2 separate regions of the Homo sapiens genome follow, and region 1 is linked to region 2. Evidence: chromatin contacts called from ENCODE Hi-C data. All regions are on one chromosome and are shown on one strand. The core of a region is the stretch at or near the end of the contact, and the rest is flanking DNA. Distances in the headings are between cores, read along the strand shown. Region 1 holds the start of CAPN10 (calpain 10). Region 2 overlaps LRRFIP1 (LRR binding FLII interacting protein 1).

Region 1 (5,060 bases), core at 2,537-5,036, 2.9 Mb after region 2:
CCTCTAGGTGATTCCATTGGTTACTTGGGGCACACGTTATGCAGATGGAGAGGATGAAGTTACAAAGTCATTTGCTTGGCCTATGTCCTATGGAGAAGGTATTTCCTATCATAACTGAAGTGTGAATCAGCCTATGTTCCCTGCACTCAGACCCTATTTTCCTGCCTCCTACCTACAGCTGTGTGGTCCTGAGCTGTCACCTCTTCCCTTTGAAGCTCAGGTTCCTCATCGGTAAAATGAGGCAGAAATACTCACTGCTGAGATGTGTGGGGATCGCACAAACTCAGTGTCTCAACATGTTGTACGTGTGTTTTGGCCCTCTGAGCCCTTGAGGGCTGCCCCAGGTGGAACCCTCTTCACTTTTCTTGGAGAACTGACCATGGGTTGCAGCAAAGCCTAAAATGGTTCCTGTTTCAGCCCTGCCTGGGAAGATTCAGCTGGAACCTTTAGGCTAGGAAAAGGTTCGAGAAGGACCCTACCCCCACTGTGCCCGACCTGAGACAAATCCACAGAAAAGCAATCCTTGCTAACTCTGGGCAGTATGTGGACAAGATACTAATTTTTAATCTCTGCATCTCCATGAGAATGCAAGGACCAGCACAGTGAAGTGCCCAATGATTGCCCCCTGAACAAACGGAGATGTCAAGTTCAGAAAAAATCCTGGCTGAGGAAGACAGGGAACATTCCCTTGAAAAACAAGGGCAGTCATCCAGACAGAGCAAGAGGAGTGGCAGGATAAGAGGAGGCAGACAGGGTTGATTCCACAGGGCTCCTCCTCAACACCCATGAACCTGAGAAGTGGTCAGATGCGTTTCAGGCCACTGGCCAGCAGTGGGGTCATGGCGGGAACTAGTCCCACCTGAAGGACTCTCATCTCCCTACAATCCCCAAACGCTGAGGCATGGGGATGCTCTTCCCTCCTTGAAGTGAGGGCCCCGAGGCTCTCATACTTTAATTACAGTACTTCAGACCAAGAGCCTGCAGTTGAGGAGGCCAGGGTCATGAATCAGCTGCCCCCCAAACTCCTTATCTCACCAACCCAAGCTGCTTACAACCCCTCCAGATATCCCAGGAGCCGGGGGGAATGTCATTCTTCAGGGCTGAGGGAACATCTTTGCACCCTGGGGTAGCAGATGGGACCACAGGGCATGTGGAATGTCTTAGTCTGTTTCACACTGCTATACCTGAGGTTGGGTTTGTTTTATTTATTTATTTATTTATTTAGAGACGGAGTCTCGCTCTGTCGCCCAGGCTGGAGTGCAGTGGTGCGATCTGGGCTCACTGCAAGCTCCGCCTCCCGGGTTCACACCATTCTCCTGCCTCAATCAGCCTCCCGAGTGAGGGGCTGGGACTACAGGTGCCCGCCACCACACCTGGCTAATTTTTTTGTTTCTTTTTTTTTTTCAGTAGAGATGGGGTTTCACCGTGTTAGCCAAGATGGTCTCGATCTGACCTCGTGATCCGCCCGCCTCGGCCTCCCAAAGTGCTGGGATTACAGGCGTGAGCCACTGCGCCCAGCCAAGGTGGGGGAATTTATTTTTTTAAAAAAGCAAAACAGGTTTATTTGGCTCAAAATTCTGGTGGAAATTTCAAGATTGGGCAGCTGCACCTGGTGAGGGCCTCATGCTACTTCAACTCAAGGCAGCAAGTAGAAGGGGAGAGGCATGCACAAAGAGATTACGTGGCCATATGGCGAGAGAGGAAGCAAGAGACAACCGCAGGAAGGCTGACTCTCTAACCAGCTCTCATGGGAACTCACCCCTCCACAAAGGACACTAACCTATCCATGAGGGATCCACCCCTATTACCCAAACTCCTCCTACTAGGCACCACCTCCTAACACTGCCTCATTGAGGCTCAAATTTCAATACCATTTTGGGCAGGGGCAGACCACATGCAAATCACAGCATGGGGTAATAGTGGGGGCAGGTTGACACAGGGCTGCTGCCTACCCAGCACCAGCTGTCTCTTGGCCCCTTCCAGATCCTGGCAATCTGGCTACAGGCATGGGCCCAGCCTTGGACACAGATGTGGCCACAGGAAGCTGTTAGCTCTCCAGATCTGATCAGCCTGGGAGAGCGGCACAACAAAGGCTCCCAAAGGAGAGTCGGGATCCTCAGCTAGCCTCAGCTCTGCTACCCACCCATATGTGCCCAGAACAGGAAAGATACGTGTTTCTTACTCCTCCGGGACTCCTAGGTGAAGCTGAGACCAGGCTCTTCTTGAGTCCTCTCAGCTATGGTGCAACCACCAGCCTAGCAAGGAATCAGAAACATCTTCCGGAAGAGTCAGCACCATAGAGGGTGCTGAATGGGCAATGAAGCATCCCGGAGATGAAACATCTGGGCAGTGAGGCATCCCACAGGTGTTGGGCTATGCAGTCACTCCCTTTCTCAGACCGAGGCAAGTACATAAGCACTCTGGGCCCCTAATCAGGGGCCTGGGGCCAGGTGGGATGAAAACAGCAGTGTCCTGCCACCTGAACAACTGCTACTCACGCAGGCCCCACCTGGCCTCTCAGAGGGAGGAACCTGGGACTCCTGAACCAGATTCAGTTTCTCCTTCAACAGCCGGGACTTTTCGCTCCTGACTGCAGAAAAACAGCTTCAATGTGACCATCCTTGATAGTCCGAGGCTGAGTAAAATGGCCTGAGGAGGCAAAATCTGAAAAGCTCTATTAGGTGGCAAACTGCTGTCACTAGAAGAGTTGAGGCCCCCTTCTCCTCCCCTGCCTGACCGCCTTCATTCCTGGGAATGGAACAGGTTCTTGGGGCAAGGGTGAATCCTCGAGCAGGTCCCAGGATCACTATCCTCACCTCCCCGCGGCACTGAATGGCTATAGCTGTAAATGTGCGTCCACGGGGTCACTGTCCAGCCACCAGGACCAGGTGCCTGGCCATCTGGGGAATCGGAAAACGCTCAGCGGGATGCTCTGGCCACCTCCCCTGCCCCCAGTTAAGATGTAGAGCGTTCAACCTAAAATGCCTAGAAACAAAGCCCAGGCCCGGGAAGGTCGAACGAGTGCGACGCCGCTCCCTCAAGCTCTTCCCTCGGAGCCGTCTCATTTCCCAAAACTCCCAAACACATCACAGAGAGAGGTGTTGAGCCAGGTGGTCACTCCCTTTTCCAGAACCACAGCAAGAAGTTGAGCCTGCTGGGCTCCTAACGAAGGCCCTGGGGCCCGGTGGGATGAAAAGCCCTATTAGGTAGCAAACAGCTGTCACTAGAGGGGTTGAGGCCCCCTTCTCCCCTGCCTGACGACGACGGCGGCAGGAACTCGACCGGCGCCGGACAGCTCGCAACTTGCCTTACCAAGCGTAAATCTCGGTTCCTCCCAACTACCCGCGGCCACGGCCTCCGCAGCAGAGCGCCGGAAGCAGAGACGCGTTTCGGGAGGAAGGTGCATGCTGGGAGCGGCGGCGCATGCTGGGAGCTGTAGTCTGCGACGCAACTCGGCCGAGGTGGCTCCCTGGTCCCTGAAGCTCCCAGAGCCCGCGTGTTCAGGCGGTCCCGACACCCCGGCCCGAGCCTCACCGGCTGGAGGACTGAACGCCTGCCGGCCCTCCGGGTATGAGCGGAGGCCGGGATAGCCCTGGGCTCCGCCGCCCCCGGAAGGAAAAAATACAGTGCGGTCCGCCGCCCGACCACGAAAGAGCGGAGCTCGGGAGCCCCGCCCCCTGGGCCTCCGACGTCCGTGGCGCTTTCCGTCGCGCGAGTGCGATTGGGCCGCCTGTCACGTGACCCGAGACCCCACGCCCGGTTGGCTGCCGCCTGGTTACCAATGGGAGACTAGCGGGCCGGCGTACTGGCCTGGTCCAGCACCTGCGGGGCCCTCGGGCTTGGAGGGCTGGGCCGGGCGGGGAACGGGCGGGGCGGGCCGGAGGCGGCGGCGGCTGACTCGCCTTCTCTCCGGGGCTGCGACCCCGAGGCAACCGGCTGCAGATGGGAGCCCGCGGAGCCGAGGATGCGGGCGGGCCGGGGCGCGACGCCGGCGAGGGAGCTGTTCCGGGACGCCGCCTTCCCCGCCGCGGACTCCTCGCTCTTCTGCGACTTGTCTACGCCGCTGGCCCAGTTCCGCGAGGACATCACGTGGAGGCGGCCCCAGGTGGGGCCGTGTGGGGTGCGGTGGGCGCCGTTTCTGGTTTCTGAGATCTCCGCTCCTCGCAGGGAGCGGGGCGGGGTGGGCGGCCAGGGTAGCTCCGAACGCAGGGTCCGCCGTTGTTCTCCTCAGAAGTGGGCGCCCGGCCCCCTCTTTTCGTACCTCCTTCATACCCCCGCCCAGAACGAGCAGGACTCGGCGCTACCCTAAGGACGCTAAACTAGGTCGTGGCCTCCGCCTGCGAGAGCTCCAATCCAGGAGGCTCAGAGCGCTGCGAGAGGCGTTTTAACAGAGCCCCAAACCCCGCCCCACCTGTTTGCTTTCGCCCTGAAGAGCGTTTGTGTCTGCTCCTCCCGCAGAGAGGGCCGCTCGTGCCCCTCTGAAGTGGCTAGGCCGAGCCCACAAAGCAAAGCGTGATAGAATTTCAGTTTTGGATTTTGTGCACCTGCCTTTCCAGTTGTAACACCTAGAAATGGCACCTCCAAGGGATGCCCTGGCCGAGTGCTGTGTTCATATTTTTAGAAATGGTTTATCTGCTGAATAAGACTGCCCAGGGAGCAACCTTGCCCTAAGTGGATGCGGTCTTAGCGGAGACAACTGATGGCCGCCAGTCTTCGAACAGAGCTGGAACTTCTGGGCTCTCGTGACTGAGATGGCTTTGACAGGCCACCTGGTTTCCTTGGACAACACTGAAGGGCCTGGGAGGAGGCAAGGGTCAGACCATGTAGAGCCTTGTCATTGGAATTTGGGTTTTATTTTGTTAAAAGATTGATTTTAGGTGCAGCTGGAGGCCACTAGAGGGTTTTGGTAGAGGAGTGGTTCTCTTGGATGTGTGTTTTTACAAGCTCACTCTTGCTGCTGGGTGGGAAGTGGGTTGTCGGGGCAAGAATGCAAGGGTCCATTGTAGTGGTCCTGGAGAAAGATGAAGGGGCTCAGATTAGCTTGACGACTGTTAGGATGT
Region 2 (5,074 bases), core at 364-2,863:
CATGTCGATTGCATTCCTGGAATAGTTCATGTATATTTGAACTGTGTAAAACATATTTTGAGTTTATATGTAAGTTGCAATCAGTTTGTAAATCCAAAAATTAAAAATAGTGGTTTTTCTTTTCTTTTTTTTTTTTTTCTTTTTTTTTGAGATGGAATTTCGCTCTGTCGCCCAGGCTGGAGTGCAATGGTGAGATCTCGGCTCACTACAACCTCCGCCTCCCGGGTTCAAGTGATTCTCCTGCCTCAGCCTCCTGAGTAGCTGGGATTATAGGCATGCGCCACCATGCCCGGCTAATTTTGTATTTTTAGTAGAGATGGGATTTCACTATGTTGGTCAGACTGGTCTTGAACTCCTGACCTCAGATGATCCGCCTGCCTCGGCCTCCCAAAGTGCTGGGATTACAGGCGTGAGCCACCGCACCCGGCCAAAACAGTGGTTTTTCTATCTTCCTGAGCAGTCAAGGGAAAAGTTCTTCCCATCGCAGGCGTGTCTGAATGCGGGATGGTTGGCCGACCTGGCCCTGCCCCCCCGCCCCAATACCCTTAGCTTCTTCCCAATCTTTTTGACATCCCAGTCCCCCCAACATTTCCAAAATGCCCTCTAAGTCAACACTTCCGCCACTGCCAGCTGCCACCCCAGAGTGCCCTGTGCCTGGTAACGATCGTTCTCACAGTCATGGCCGTAGGGAAGGCTCTTTGTGGTTCCTGGGGGACTTCGTGAGATTGCCCACATGAGCATTTCTTTTGGAACTGAGATACAGTGCACATCGCCTCTGGGGGACATGGGGTGGTGGGTACACGGAACCGAGGTGAGCCTCCCTTGCGTTGCGGAGGTGCTAGCCTTGTGCCGTCCGTTCTTGTCCACGTCTGTGCAGGAGAACATCACCCGGCCCACTTGGTTGCTGTGAATAGCAAACTTTAGAGGCCACTGCATCTGAGGGTTGGGGGGTTTGCAGAGAAAACAAAAGTTGGTGGCTGTGGCTACTTCCTATAGCAAAGTGGCTCAGGAAAGGGATCCCGTGTCACAGCCTGGGTACACCACGGCCCCTCCAGGAGCTTGATTCCTTCTTAGCTCAGGGGAAGAATCGCACAAGGACCGAGGCCCCTGCTTGTCTGTGAACAAACTGGCCTTTGTGGCCACTTCAGGCTTCGGCTGCATCATATTCCTGTCACATTCACGTGAGTGAACTTGAATTACATCCTTAACACTTTTCCAAAAAGGTTATAAACTAGACTGGTGATGTATCATGGGGCCTAGAAAAATAATGCTGCTGCTTTTTCACTTCTCTGCTTGACGCTAAAACCTGGAGGCGAAAATGAATGTGTGTAATTAATAGGAGAACTTCCTCCTGTTTGCAGAGTGCTTTACAGCTGGCAAACGGCTTCTCTCCCTGAACAGCCCCGTGGGGCGTCATTTCCATCTGACATCTGAGGAGAGCTGCTGTTCATGGTCCAGTCCTCTGTCCATTGGCCCACTGGGTGTCCCTAATATGCGCTAACAGGCTCCTGGCAAACGGCGGGCATGGCAGCCACGAATCTGCACATGAGCTGTATGCCCTGGGTCTCCCCTGGGCTCTGCGGGGGGAGGTGGGAGCCGCCTCTGGTTCACATGCGGTGCTTTCCAGGCTGCAGGGCCTTCTCAGCCTGGGTGGAAGGAGTGACGTCAGAGTATTTCTCAGGAACTGCCTGCCCTAAAGTTGTGGCTCATAAACCCCTTCCAGCTTCTGTGTAGAATTCTGGACCCCTAGGGTATCACCACAGAGTTTAAAAGCAGAGTAAGAACATTTCCTGTGACTGTAGGGTGAGAGGCCCTGGGATCTGTAATTCTACACTAGGCTGGAATCCCAGAAAAGCTTCAATGCTCAGGAAATGTATGAGCAGTGCCAGGATCCCCTGAAGGAGTGTGGGGCTTTTGAAGCAAGCTGCCCAGCGAGCCTCCCGCAGCACCTGCTGTCCCTTTGCCAGCAGTCAGGGCCCCTGCCCCACCAGTGTTGGTTGTGTTTCTGTTCTTTGAGGAGACCACATGATGATCTTCTGGTAGGAGCCACAAGAAGGATACAAATGCCATTAGAGCTGCTAGAGCCCCAGACGTCACTGGAATTGGGGTTCAGGGTGTTGGGCTGTCCCCACCCTTAGGCAGTACTCCCACTGCCTACAACACCTCCAGCGCAGGCTGAGGCCATGCGAGGATGGAAGCACATGTGGGCTAGGCCAGGAGGGCGTGCGGGAGGGCTCTCCACTCTGCGCTCCGCTGGGGTTTCTCCTTGTGTCCTGGTCAATAACTTCTTCTCTCTCTGGTTCTCCTTGGCCTGAGCCCCCAGCCTGAGCCGGGCTGTCCCTGAGTTCCCTGACCCGGAAGAAGGGACGGCCATTATCTTTGGGTGACTGTCTTCTTATAGCTGGGAATCTCTGGGGCTCTGAGCGGGAGGCCCATGGGGAGCCCTGGAAGAACAGGCATGGGTTAGACTGTTTACCTCACTGCCCTGTGTGCCCTGCCCCGGTAGAAGCCGTTTCTGCTGTGTGGTTCTGTCTAGAACTAGAGCCCCTCAGGGCCCTCTGCATGCCGTGGGGTCCCTTTGCAAAGCACCTCCTAACATGTGCTTTTATCTGTGGCTCGGGATGGGGATGGTGACTTCTTCACGCAGTCTTCTGCAGGCCTCTCCAGCCTGGCTCCCGAGATGTCACGCATGGGTCCATGCAGCCCAGAAAAGACCCTGCAGGGGGAGAAGGGTCACTTTGGTGCCTATCTCCCCAGCTGGCCTGTGGGCTGGGTGCCTGGCAGATGGGGCTCCCAGGGAGGTGCCCCCATAGACTTGGGCTCCACAGCAGGCTGTGGGGCTGGCATTAATGTGGCTGGGAGAGCCTGGCTGTCTTTTTAGCCATTTGTTTCGGAGGCCCTGGGGGTCATACTTGTGCTTCCTCGTGTATTTTTAGATCTCTTATCACCGTACACACCACCTCCCTATCAGAGGGCTGTCATATTCACATATGGTAAAATAAGACGCAACAATAGAACTCGAGTCGTGGTTCGGCTTTCTAGGATTAGGACAAGGAGGCAACTTTGATAGTAAATGGAATCTTTTTTTCCCAGCCATCCCCACCCTCAAAGAGTATCTTGCTGTAAGACCTAGTTCCTGTAAAACTCTGTCTGTGGGGTCCCTGGCCAGGATGGGTGGGATCCCAGGGAAAGGGCCAGGCTGTGTGTTCTGAACAGGAATGGTTCTGGACCAACCATTGTGGGCATTCCTGAGAAGCCAGGGAGCCTGGATCTTGTCAGAGGAGCTCCTCCCTCTGCTCCATCCTAACCCCGCGGGCAGCAGCAGGAACTGAGAGAGGACACGGTGGGGGCAGCGCTGCAAAACCCAGCAGCGGGCCACCTTCCAGCAGCAGAAAGCATGAGTTTTGGTTTTGGGGCTCTTCCATTTCCTTCCTTCTTTTCTTTCTTTTTAAATTTTTGCTCTTTGTTATGAAACAGCAGCCAGACCGAGCTATGCATGTCCTGCTGCACGGCAGGGGCCCTTATCTTGAACGACTCCACATACTGGGCAAGGAGGTGGCAGGGGGAGGGGCTTGTGGGAACCCAGATCTGGGATGGGACTCAGCCAACAGTTTAAAGAGCCCTGTGCCCCCACTACCCAGCCTCAACAATTGTTAGCTTATAGCCGTTTACACCCCACCCAGGTTATTTGAAGACAAGTCAGAGGGAGATAATTTCACTGTACTCCTAAATGTTTTAGTATCTCAGCAAAGATTGTATGGGCAGAGAAAGGAGGCTTCAGGGTGTAGGACCCCAGGAGCAGGCAAGGGCTTGCTCTTTCCCTGTTGGCTCCTGTAGGGTGGGGACAGACCAGCCCCCATGAACCCTAGCGAGGGCCATGCCAAGAAGCCGCTGTTCTAATCTAATCAGTGGAGGATCCAGCAAGCTCGGATGGGAGGGAAAGAATGACTCAACCTGCAGGCCGTCTGGGGTATGCACAGTCTCGTCTCCTGAGTTCTCTGAAGCCCTTTGCAGTTTTTGCTTTGTATCCTAAACTCCACAGGCCCGAACCCTGGCACTGAGCTTGATCCGCTGCAGCCCAGCCCGTTCCTGTCCCCATGCTGGAAGCAGCCTGTCAACTCACTTCCTTGGTTTCCTGTTGCTCTTCCCACCCCATACCTGCTCCCCACATTTCTATCAGAGCCCTGTTTCTAAAACAAAAGTCAGATTCCGCTGTGTTCTTAAAACCCTTCAGTGGTTCTGAATTCTTTCAAGACGAGGTTCCAGATACGGAGGCTGAGGGCGAGGGTCTGCACCCCAGGCGTCTGCACTCCTTGTCACCAGCTCCTGGTCGCAGCCACCCCGGCTCTGCTTGTCCTGTTTCAGGGTCCGGCTTAGGGCTCCTGTCCTGCGGATGCCTTCCCCAGCCCCCCGGGGTTGGGTCAAGTTCTCCAGAGCAGCCCCCGCCCCTGCCACACGTTTCTTCCCCCATGTGGTCCTCATCACATGTACATTGTCACCAGGTGCTTTGCCTGTTTCCCTGGAGACTGGGCACCCAAACCACATTTCAGAAATCCCTCCCACTGTCTCAAGCAGTGCTGAGACAGCATGGCACGTTCACAGCACAGTGCATTCCTGTGGCCTCCCCGGGCCACGGTCAGCCCACAGGCTACTCACAGAAAGTGACAGGCCGTGTTCAGAAGCTCTTCAAGCAGTCTGACGTGGCTGTGGCCCGTCATGAGATTTTATATTTTACAAAAGTGTCAGTCGATAAAGGATTTGTCCTGCGCCACCGGAGCACTGGCCTGAGGTGCCCTGATCCCCGAGAACCCCTGCCTGCACAGTCAGCGCTCTCCCCAATGTCTGCCATCTGCCGTGCCCTGTCAGGCTGCTGTGCCATTCTTCGCAGTGTCTCTGGGGAAGAATTTTGTCGAAACTCTGCAGATGTTCTTTTTTTTTTTTTTTTTTCAAGGCAGAGTCTCGCTCTGTTGCCCAGGCTGGAGTGCAGTGGTGCAATCTTGGCTCACCGCAACCTCCACCTCCCAGGTTCACGTAATTCTTCTGCCTCAGCCTCCCGAGTAGCTGGGATTACAGG

What was found. A loop is a pair of places that touch in the nucleus more often than their neighbours do. Pooled maps may share reads with other maps.
Region 1: a map of OCI-LY7 shows a loop between it and region 2 (10-fold over the local background). The contact joins the promoter of CAPN10 here to the enhancer-like site in region 2. A Hi-C loop is called at or near these places in 1 of 168 maps with a recorded cell type or tissue (OCI-LY7), 3 of 37 single-sample maps with no recorded cell type and 3 of 50 pooled maps.

What each region holds. Positions count from the first base shown.
Region 1 is chr2:240,582,948-240,588,007 of GRCh38, forward strand. It overlaps CAPN10 (calpain 10), which reads left to right and starts at 3,787. Exons shown (of 12, transcript NM_023083.4): 1 at 3,787-4,105. The coding sequence starts at 3,965. CAPN10-DT (CAPN10 divergent transcript) reads right to left here and starts at 3,369. Exons shown (of 1, transcript NR_103792.1): 1 at 1-3,369. RefSeq lists enhancers at 1,534-1,603, 1,974-2,343, 3,334-3,513, 3,565-3,859, 3,798-4,624 and a silencer at 3,824-4,053.
Region 2 is chr2:237,699,223-237,704,296 of GRCh38, forward strand. The region is part of intron 1 of LRRFIP1 (LRR binding FLII interacting protein 1); the gene reads left to right. Among named protein-coding and RNA genes, the nearest start is that of LRRFIP1, 74 kb to the left of the region's middle. RefSeq lists enhancers at 1,178-1,227, 1,238-1,287, 3,590-4,470, 4,471-5,074. Within about 2 kb of position 1,614, at least 31 of the 41 ENCODE cell types and tissues checked have a DNase peak (open chromatin) inside an H3K27ac peak, as active enhancers do; they include OCI-LY7, where a contact is called at or near this core.